Regions from separate parts of the Homo sapiens genome. Here region 2 is linked to region 1. Evidence: chromatin contacts called from ENCODE Hi-C or POLR2A ChIA-PET data. All regions are on one chromosome and are shown on one strand. Each heading gives the region's core, a stretch centred on a gene start or an enhancer-like site at or near the end of the contact. The rest is flanking DNA. Distances are from core to core; before and after follow the strand shown.

Region 1 (5,204 bases), core at 79-2,578:
TGCACTCCAGCCTGGGCGACAGAGCAAGACTCCATCTCAAAAAATAATAATAATAAATAATAATAATAAAATGATCAAATTTCTTATCTATAAAACCAGGATAATGACAAAATCTACTTTACTGAATTTTGGTGAGTACCTGCCATTGATAAAGTGTATAAAGTCTCGGCAAAATGCCTGACACATAGAAAGCACTCAATAAAGGTTAGGTATTGTTGTTATTATTTATACACCTCTTTTCTTCCCTATAAGACTGTGAGCAACCTGAGAGCAAGAATCTTGCCCCTAGTGTCTGTTTTGAGCCTGTTTTCCGTATGTAAAATGGGTATCATTACACTATCTACCATATAGAATTGTACCAAACAAGGTAACATACCTAAAACACTTAGCACCAGCATAAAATGCTCAATAAACATGAATGATTATTATGTCGCACTTTTGTTTCTTTACAGTGACTGAAGAGCATCTTGCCTAGGTGACAGACCTGAATGTGATTTCCAGCTCCTTCTAGTTAGGCGGGCCTAGGTTAGTTACTGAACCTCAGTTTCCTCATTCCCAGCAAGAATGACGACACATATAACGCATATTCAGTATCTAATGCAGTATCCGGCACCCAGTGACTGCTCAGTACATAGGAGGCCAGCTCCCCTTCCCATAGCTTCTACTTTTCCCCTCAAAGTTACCGGTTCTGGGCAGGTAGTTGGCCTGCAACTTGGCAAATTGGGTGGAAACAGACCCCGGGGTGAGAATTTCCCCAATTTGCATTCGCATCCATCTCCCAATGCTCCAGCCTCTACTAGGACGTCTCGCAGGGACTGTGGCCTCCTAGGGAGCCTGGTCAGTTCAACTGCTCCGAGCGAACTTTCCCTCCGCCTCTCCCACACCTGAACCTTCGCCGCCCCTCCCTGCGCACCGCTCCTCCAGACCCCCCAACAGCACGCTCTTTCCTTCCGTCCCTCCCATCCTCCCCAAGCCCCGTTTTTCAACCTTCTTCAGACCACAATCCCTCTCGCCTGTGAATCCCCAACGCTGTTCCCTTCTCTGTCCCCGACTTCGCTTTCATCATCTCCAGGTGTCCCCCAAACTCCTCCCGTCTTACGCCTCCAGGCCCTACCTGGTTCCCAACGCCCTCTCATCCCCCAGCGTCCCACCTGCACTTTCCGCCTCTTCAGCGCCGCCGCGTCCAGCCACACGCCGCAGGCCTCCTCCTCGGGGCCTGTCCGCCTCATGGCCGCTGAGGAGACGAAGCCGGCAGGACGCCGGCGCAGGCTCCCGGCGCCTCAGGGAACGCCAGAACCGCGGCCGCCGACGTTCGGATCTCGCGCCAACGCTGGGGGCGGGGCTACGTCGCGACCGCCCCGGGCGCCAGCCCCGCCCCGGCAAGGCCCTGGCCCCCTTCGCTGTGCCCCGCCCACGCACTAACTTTCGCGGCCGGTCCCTTGAGTGCGTGCGGCATATTTCCCTGCGCGGAGGAGTGCGTGTTCTTTCTGATCCGCTCTTTCAAGAGCGGATTCGGAAGCTGCTGTGTGAACGGTTCTCGACAGCCTCAGAAATGTACATTTTCTTTTTGCTGTATTGAAAATTTCTTACAGTATTTCCCGGGCTTAGGAATTTGTTCGTGTCATCGCTGAATCTTCGCGATCACCCCCAGAAGGAAGTGGCTGAGCCGAGATCAGGCCCGTCGACTCCAGACCAGGGGTCCTCGACCTAAGTGGTTACCAGACACTCGAGTGTGCGAACAACTTTGGTAATTTTTTTTTTTTAATGTAAGCGTAACTACGAAGCCACATGGGAGAGGATTTTGAAGAGGTTAAAATTTGGGGTCAGGAACTAGATTTCAGTCCTGCTTTCACCGTTTACTGTGCCTTGGATTTTAAAGAGGATCAAATGAGGTTGTGAAAGTACTTTGTGAATTCAGAAAACCCCTTGGAAATGCAAAAATGTTGGCACCCCCACCCATCCTTCCGTCCCTAACCACAATCTCCATAGATGGAATATATGTACATTATACGTAATGTTTACATATTGTATATGTAAAAAAAATTTTTTTTTGAGACGGAGTCTCACTGTCGCCCAGGCTGGAGTGCAGTGGCGCTATCTCGGCTCACTGCAGCCCCGCCTCCTGGGTTCAAGCGGTTCTTCTGTCTCAGCCTCCCTAGTAGCTGGAAGTACAGGCGCACGCCACCACACCCAGCTAATTTTTGTATTTTTAGTAGAGACGGGGTTTCACCATTGGCCAGGCTGGTCTCGAACTCCTGACCTCGTGATACGCCTGCCTCAGCCTCCCAAAGTGCTGGGATTACAGGCATGAGCCACCGCGCCCGGCCAAAAATTTTGTAATTTTTTTTTTTTGGTGGAGGGAGGATAGAAGCTCAGCCACCTCTTGCCCAGTCTGCAGCAGGTCAGCCAGGAACCTCAACCATCTCTGCAGCCAGAGCCTGTCTTCATGGTGGACAGAGCCATCTCGCTTTGTCACCCAGGCTCGGGTACAGTGGCACAGTCTCAGCTCACTGCAGCCTCAACCTCTTGGGCTCAAGCGATCCTGCCACCTCAGCCTCCCAAGTAGCTGGGACTACAGGTGTGTGCCACCACGCCTGGCTAATTTTTGTATTTTTAGTAGAGATGGGTTTTCGCCATGTTGGCCAGACTGGTCTCAACTTCCTGCCCTCAGGTGATATGCCTGCCTCAGCCTCCCAAAGTGCTGGGATTACAAGCGTGAGTCACCATGCCTGGCCTATATCAAAATATTTATTTATATACACATATTTTATGTGTGTGTGTGTGTGTGTGTGTGTGTGTGTGTGTGTGTGTATTTCATAAGGTCCCCCATGATATTTCAGCAGTGAAGTGATATTTCTAATTAATTTGGGTTTTCTTATCTTCCCAATTTTCCTTCATTGTATATATATTGCTGTGTACTATGGAAAAAGCAATATTATAAAAGTTAACATACTTCTTCGGTGCGCATGCGACGAGGCTCAATATGTGTGGTGGAGTGTGCACGCCCCTGCCCCCTCCACTAAAAACAAAACAAAAAAACCCTCCTTAATTGAAGGAAAAACCAAACAAAAAAAGTCTTTGTCAGATCATAAAGTGGGATTATCATATTTTAAACACATTATTTTAACTACTTATAAAACTTTAGTAATAAAACTGCCGCCCACTCCCTTGCCAAACAAATTTTGTATATATAGATATGGTATATAAGGCCCCAACCCCATCCCCCAGCAAAGATAAAACAAGAACTGCTCCCTGCACCCTGTGTCCACTCCCAGGGGCCCCAGCTTCCTCCGGAAAACCTCCAGTAATGTGAGCAGGGGCCCCTCCCGGAAACAGGAGACAAAAAACAAAGAGGTGGCTACTGTCACAGTACTTTATTGCATCCAGGCCATAATCCAGACCACCCAGCCCCAACCCCACTTTTCCTTCCACACCTCTTGGTCTCTGCACAGGTTTCCCTCTGCCTGGAATGCCCTTCCTATTCTCCATCTGCAAACTCCTATTCACACTCCCCAACCTAAGACCCTGAGGGTCCCAGGCAGCACAGGTTAATCCCTCTCCAGCACCTCCCTTGACAGTTCATTCTGATATCAAAGCCTTTGTCGGCCAGGCGCAGTGGCTCATGCCGGTAATCCCAGCACTTTGGGAGGCCGAGACGGGCAGATCACCTGAGGTCAGGAGTTCAAGACCAGCCTGACCAACATGGAGAAACCCCGTCTCTACTAAAAATACAGAAAATTAGCCAGGCATGGTGGTGCATGCCTGTAACCCCAGCTACTCGGGAGGCTGAGGCAGGAAAATCGCTTGAACCTGGGAGGCGGAGGTGCAGTGAGCCGAGATCGCACCATTTTACTCCAGCCTAGCCAACAAGAGCGAAACTCCTCAAAAAAAAAAAAAAAAAAAAAAAAAAAAAAAGCCTTTGTCATCTTGCATTGATCCACAGGGCCCAGTGGTGACCTGCCTCTGAGCAGAGGCCCAGGAAACACTGAATGGATAAATGAATCCGTAACAAGGGAACCAGGAGAGAAGCTGGGAACAGGCCGTGTGGGACACAGAAGCCAGAGCTAGGAGATCTGGGGCTCACTGTCTGGGATAGTGACTGAAGGAGTATGAAGCACTGGATGGGACCCATTTGTATCTGGCACAATCTACTACCTTTGGGGTCTCTCTGCAGCTCCAACACTTGTGGCTGGGCTTCAAGGGACAGTAAGATCCTGTATATATTTTGGGCCTACCCCTTCCGCATCCAGCAATGAAATCTGAGTAGAAGTAGGTTGCCAAGGCCTCCCCTGGCTCAGCTCAAATCTGACTCTGGCCTAAGTTTCACCTCCTGCCTAGACAATCTAGAAGCCCCAATCCTCACCAAGCTGACCCCCAGCCTCACCCCAGTGAGTGGCAGTGGAAGGGCAAGCTGGAGTGGCCCACACCGTTAACTCTTTCCCTCTCCCTGGGCAAGGAGCTGGGGCAGGCCCAGGAGTGGACCCCAGCAACTCCTAGCCAATCCCTAAATCCAAGAATTGGCCAGTGATGCCCTTGGCAGTTGAGTCGTGCACAGAGAGTCACTGTGGGCCAGACACAAACAACTTTACCAGGCCTTGTTCCCACCTGGAGCCAAACCCAGACCCCTGTCCCCCAACTATACCTCCCTCCCTACCAGATGCCATCCCCCTTCACTTGGTCTTCTGATCAAGTTTGCGCTGTACCAGCTGGCTCAGGAGGAATGCAGTGAGGATGCTGCTGCCCACCGTGAGCAGGAAGAGGCCAGAAAAGTTGTGAGGCCAGTGCGTGTGCAGAGGCTCATAGATGGGCCGTCGGGCCTCATAGTCCAGTGCCACAGCCTCCAGCTGAGCCAGCGTGCACAGCACCAAGAAGATGTGGAAAAGTTGGTGGCCCTGCCCGAAGACATGGCAGCTGCCAGGGAACCAGCGCTCGGGCATGAAGGTAGAGAAGAAGGCAGCAGCCAGCAGAAAGAAGACCACCTGGCACTTGTGGTAGAGAAGAGCTGGATCATCCGTGGTGGGGTCGGAGGACACGAAGATACGATGCACCACAGGACTAATGTCCAGTGCGTAGGCCAGGACGGAGGGCACCTCCTGGCATGTGCGGCCCAGCAGGCCTGGTTTCTGGATGTACTTGTTATAGCAGGAGCCAATGCAGGAAAGCCAGGCGAGAAAGGCAGCCATGGGCAGAAAAACAGCCTGCAC
Region 2 (5,281 bases), core at 2,778-5,277, 1.0 Mb after region 1:
ACTTGGGAAATGGAGGCCCAGAGGCAAAGGGAGGTACCTGAGACAGGAACTGAGTCAGGATCAACAGGCCAGAGCGGGCAGGAGGTATCAGGCAGCCTGGCTCCCAGATGCACCCCTGAGCTCCAGCAGGGGAGGAGTAGGAATGAAGGGGCTTCCTTGCCCTTGCTCATGGCTATGCGGAGGGCGTGAACCACCACCAGGTCCTCTGGCTTAAGTGGCGGGAAGCAAATGGTCCCTCCCTGGACTCAGGCTCCAAAGTTCCTGGGCCTGCCTTCCAGGTTCCCAGTGTCCTGGGATCTCCAGCTTTCCCCAGGACTTGGGGAAGCCCCGGCTGGATGACTAGTACAAATGAAGGCCCCTGAGGTTCCAGGACCTGCTGAGGTCACAGGAATATCCTAGATCAAGCTTGTCCAACCCACGGCCCACAGGCTGCATGTGGCCCAGAATGGCTTTGAATGCAGCCCAACACAAATTAGTAAACTTTCTTAAAACATTATGAGATTTTTTTGCAAATTTTTTTTTTTTTTTAGCTCATCAGTTATTGGTAGTGTTGGTATATTTTATGTGTGGCCCAAGACAATTCTTCCAATGTGGCCCAGGGAAGCCAAAAGATTGGACACGCCTGTCCTAGATGGAGAGGAAGGAGGCAGTGCTGAGCACATCTGGCCATTCATCCATCTGGAGAGAGAAGGCTATGGGCAAACTGCTTCCTCTCCCCTGTAGACACCCAGCTGGGAAGGTCTGGCCTTTGGCTAAGTCCTGGCTTGGGGTCCTTCCTCATTTCACAGAACCTAACTCTATGTTAGTGCTTTGTGAGTATATGTTGATCATAATAAAGTTGACGGGATTTTTTCACATGATAATAATAGTTGTCATCTGGCCGGGCATGGTGGCTTATGCCTATAATTTCAGCACTTTGGAAGGCTGAGGCAGGTGGATCACTTGAGGTCAGCTGTTCGAGACCAGCCTGGCCAACATGGTGAAACCACATCTCTACTTAAAAAAAAAAAAAATACAAAAATTAGCTGGGTGTGGTGGTGCACCCTTGTAATCCCAGCTACTCGGGAGGCTGAGGCAGGAGAATCACTTGAACCCAGGAGGTGGAGGTTGCAGTGAGCTGAGATTGTGCCACTACACTCCAGCCTGGGTGACAAGAGCGAAACTCCGTCTCAAAAAAAAGAAAATAATAATAATAATAGTTGCCATCCATTCTACTGTGCTTTCCATTAACTCGTGTAATCCTCACAAGTCCCATTTTATAGTTACAGGAACTGAGGCTCACAGAGCTTAAATCACTTGGCCAAGGCCACAAACAGCTATAAGAATTACATTTAGGCAGTCTGATTCCAAAGATACTAGTCTATTCTGTATCTCATAGACAAACAATACATATTCACTTTTTTGTTGTTGTTTTGTTTTGAGACGGAGTCTTGCTCTGTCACCCAGGCTGGAGTGCAGTGGCGCCATCTCGGCTCACTGCAAGCTCCGCCTCCCGGGTTCAAGCGATTCTCCTGCCTCAGCCTCCCGAGTAGCTGGGACTACAGGCATGTGCCACCATGCCCGGCTAATTTTTTGTATTTTTAGTAGAGACAGGGTTTTCCTGGGTTAGCCAGAATGGTCTCGATCTCCTGACCTTGTGATCCACCCACCTCAGCCTCCCAAAGTGCTGAGATGACAGGCGTGAGCCACCGCGTCCGACCTATATTCACTATTTATAAATTGGAGAGAATAAGAAAATCAAAAGGGCCAGGTGTAGTGACTCACACCTGTAATCCCAGCACTTTGGGAAGCCAAGGCAGGAGGATTGCTTGAACCCAGAAGTTCGAGACCAGCCTGGGCAACATGGTGAGACCCTGTCTCTACAAAAAAATACAAAAATTAGCTGGGCGTTGTGGTGAGCACCTTATTCTTAGGAAGCTGAGGCAGGAGGATCACCTGAGGCCAAGGAGGTTGAGACTGCAGTGAGCTGTGATCATACCACTGTACTTCAGCCTGGACATCAGAGTAAGACCCTATCTCTAAAAAGGAAATTGAGAAGAAAGAAAATCAAAGGGAAGCAAAATCACTCACTCTCACTACCTCAAGATACCCTCTAGAAGTTGGTATTTTAGTGTGGTTCCTATTGTTTTCTGTGTCAGTTCTCTGATTTGAGCAAAATCTTTGGGACGTCAAACTTAAAATCCCCTTTACTTCCTTGGAAACCCTGTAGCATTAGCCCAGACATGTCCCTACTCCTCCTTGTGGCAAAGAGAAGGATCTCGTCTTTGGTCCCCAGAGTTCTGGCCTAAGCCTCCCTCCAGGAGGGAAGATGAGTGTTCAGACACTCAGAGTAGCTGGGGGAGACACAGGCCTGTGAAATTATCCTGGCTCAACTATTAGGTCGGCAGAATCCCAGTGAAGGGAGCCCTACCTCTGAGCCCCATCTAAGCTTTGGCTATGGGTGGGGCAGATAAGCAGGAATCCATCCCTATAGGCTCAATGCCAACACCCTTAGGTGAAACTCTTGATGAAACTTGAGGCCAGGGCTCCGGCAAGCAGGGAAAGAACGTTGGCAACAGAGGTCTCCATCTCTGAGGACTCTGCCAGGGGTCAGAGATGGGGCAATGGTCAAAAGGAAGGAACAGGCCAGGCACAGTGGCTCATGCCCATAATCCCAGCACTTTGGGAGGCTGAGGCAGGAGGATCGCTTGAGCCCAGGAGTTTGAGACCTGCCTGGGCAATGTAGTGAGATCTGCTCTCTATTTAAAAAAAAAAAAAAGGAAAGAACAAGTAAACTTCTGAGAAACAGGCTGGGGGAGGCATCACGTAGCTGGAATTGCTGCCCCATAAAACAGAATGGTATGTGTCACTGCCACCTCCCTTTCTCAGTCCTCTCTCTCCCCAGGTTGCTAGCGTCCCCCCTGGGGGATCAAACTGGACTGCTTCCCAGCCTCAGACAGAGAGCAGTCTGAGTCAGGCAGGAAAGTGGGACAGCCGGGGAGCTGGACCCCACCCTCTGTGAGCCCCGCTGGTACCTGATGGCATGTGGCTTGGAGAGGGCAGGTGACCTGGCGTGGAGGGCCAGAGGGTAAATCCTCAAACAAGTGGCAACAGGCCACCAACTTGAAAGGGAAAATTGTGTAGTGATGGGAAATGTGTCCAACAAACCTACTGGGTGACTAATTACAAAGGCTGGGCTGGAGCTTCAGAGGCTGCTTGTTAAACACTTCATTAAGCGGCACTCTGAAAGCTGCCACCTGCGCATTCTGGGAGCTCAGAGGGGACCCTGAGGGGGAATGAGGCCTGGAGGATGGAACCATCTTCAGGTAGACTGAGAAGGAGCCTGGATCTCACTTCCAAACACAGTCTGGAGCTCATAGGTCAGAGGCCTCAATGGGAGAAAAGCTAAAGGAAGAGGGTGCAGAAAGGAGTTTCAGGGAATTGGTGGCTATGTGACTTTGAGCAAATCTCACCCCTCTCTGAGACTTAGTGTTCCCATCTCTATGGTCCTGTGTGTGTCACAGAGACATGGTGGGGATTAAATTCGATCGTGAATATGAAAGTGCTTGGGAAACTCCATGGCCCTACCTAAACATGAGTTATCCTCACCTGAACCAAGGGGGGAAGTTACCTGGCAGGATTAGGAACCCCATCCTCCTGAACCTTTATGGGCTCTGTCGAGGCTGAAGCAGCCAGGGGCTAAAGCCGTCCTTAGCCCCTGGAAGGGCACTGTGAAAGTGGATCTGATTTGAGAAGCCGTTTCCTGATGTGGGCAGCCATGTGATGCCAGCCCCGAACAAGAGGGGGCAGCCTGGAGCCTGGAAAGGTGCCAGTGCAGGTGGGGCCCACGCCCAGATTTCTCCTGCTGACTGTTCTGATGATTCACCCCCACATCCCAGCCTTTTTACCTTTACTGCAGAGCCGGAAAGGGTGTGGGGAAGAGAGGAGAGGGAGGCAGGTCTTGGGCCCTGGTCCCGCCCCCTGCTCCTCCCCACCCTTCTCTGGGCCTGGCCACCCAGCCAAAAGGCAGGCCAAGAGCAGGAGAGACACAGAGTCCGGCATTGGTCCCAGGCAGCAGTTAGCCCGCCGCCCGCCTGTGTGTCCCCAGAGCCATGGAGAGAGCCAGTCTGATCCAGAAGGCCAAGCTGGCAGAGCAGGCCGAACGCTATGAGGACATGGCAGCCTTCATGAAAGGCGCCGTGGAGAAGGGCGAGGAGCTCTCCTGCGAAGAGCGAAACCTGCTCTCAGTAGCCTATAAGAACGTGGTGGGCGGCCAGAGGGCTGCCTGGAGGGTGCTGTCCAGTATTGAGCAGAAAAGCAACGAGGAGGGCTCGGAGGAGAAGGGGCCCGAGGTGCGTGAGTACCGGGAGAAGGTGGAGACTGAGCTCCAGGGCGTGTGCGACACCGTGCTGGGCCTGCTGGACAGCCACCTCATCAAGGAGGCCGGGGACGCCGAGAGCCGGGTCTTCTACCTGAAGATGAAGGGTGACTACTACCGCTACCTGGCCGAGGTGGCCACCGGTGACGACAAGAAGCGCATCATTGACTCAGCCCGGTCAGCCTACCAGGAGGCCATGGACATCAGCAAGAAGGAGATGCCGCCCACCAACCCCATCCGCCTGGGCCTGGCCCTGAACTTTTCCGTCTTCCACTACGAGATCGCCAACAGCCCCGAGGAGGCCATCTCTCTGGCCAAGACCACTTTCGACGAGGCCATGGCTGATCTGCACACCCTCAGCGAGGACTCCTACAAAGACAGCACCCTCATCATGCAGCTGCTGCGAGACAACCTGACACTGTGGACGGCCGACAACGCCGGGGAAGAGGGGGGCGAGGCTCCCCAGGAGCCCCAGAGCTGAGTGTTGCCCGCCACCGCCCCGCCCTGCCCCCTCCAGTCCCCCACCCTGCCGAGAGGACTAGTATGGGGTGGGAGGCCCCACCCTTCTCCCCTAGGCGCTGTTCTTGCTCCAAAGGGCTCCGTGGAGAGGGACTGGCAGAGCTGAGGCCACCTGGGGCTGGGGATCCCACTCTTCTTGCAGCTGTTGAGCGCACCTAACCACTGGTCATGCCCCCACCCCTGCTCTCCGCACCCGCTTCCTCCCGACCCCAGGACCAGGCTACTTCTCCCCTCCTCTTGCCTCCCTCCTGCCCCTGCTGCCTCTGATCGTAGGAATTGAGGAGTGTCCCGCCTTGTGGCTGAGAACTGGACAGTGGCAGGGGCTGGAGATGGGTGTGTGTGTGTGTGTGTGTGTGTGTGTGTGTGTGCGCGCGCGCCAGTGCAAGACCGAGATTGAGGGAAAGC

The links. A loop is a pair of places that touch in the nucleus more often than their neighbours do. ChIA-PET counts read pairs that join two places held with the same protein, here RNA polymerase II (POLR2A). Pooled maps may share reads with other maps.
Region 2: a pooled map shows a loop between it and region 1 (3-fold over the local background). The contact joins the promoter of SFN here to the promoter of AUNIP in region 1. A Hi-C loop is called at or near these places in 1 of 50 pooled maps. POLR2A ChIA-PET finds 5 or more read pairs at or near these places in 2 of 52 experiments (HCT116 and HEK293).

The regions. Positions count from the first base shown.
Region 1 is chr1:25,858,129-25,863,332 of GRCh38, forward strand. AUNIP (aurora kinase A and ninein interacting protein) reads right to left here and starts at 1,329. Exons shown (of 3, transcript NM_024037.3): 1 at 1,152-1,329. The coding sequence starts at 1,229. It overlaps PAQR7 (progestin and adipoQ receptor family member 7), which reads right to left. Exons shown (of 3, transcript NM_178422.6): 3 at 3,356-5,204. The coding sequence ends at 4,671. RefSeq lists enhancers at 984-1,609, 1,507-1,736, 1,610-2,235, 4,520-5,204 and silencers at 1,227-1,486, 2,087-2,146.
Region 2 is chr1:26,859,122-26,864,402 of GRCh38, forward strand. It overlaps SFN (stratifin), which reads left to right and starts at 4,028. Exons shown (of 1, transcript NM_006142.5): 1 at 4,028-5,281. The coding sequence starts at 4,092. The coding sequence ends at 4,838. RefSeq lists a silencer at 3,694-3,843 and an enhancer at 3,713-4,592.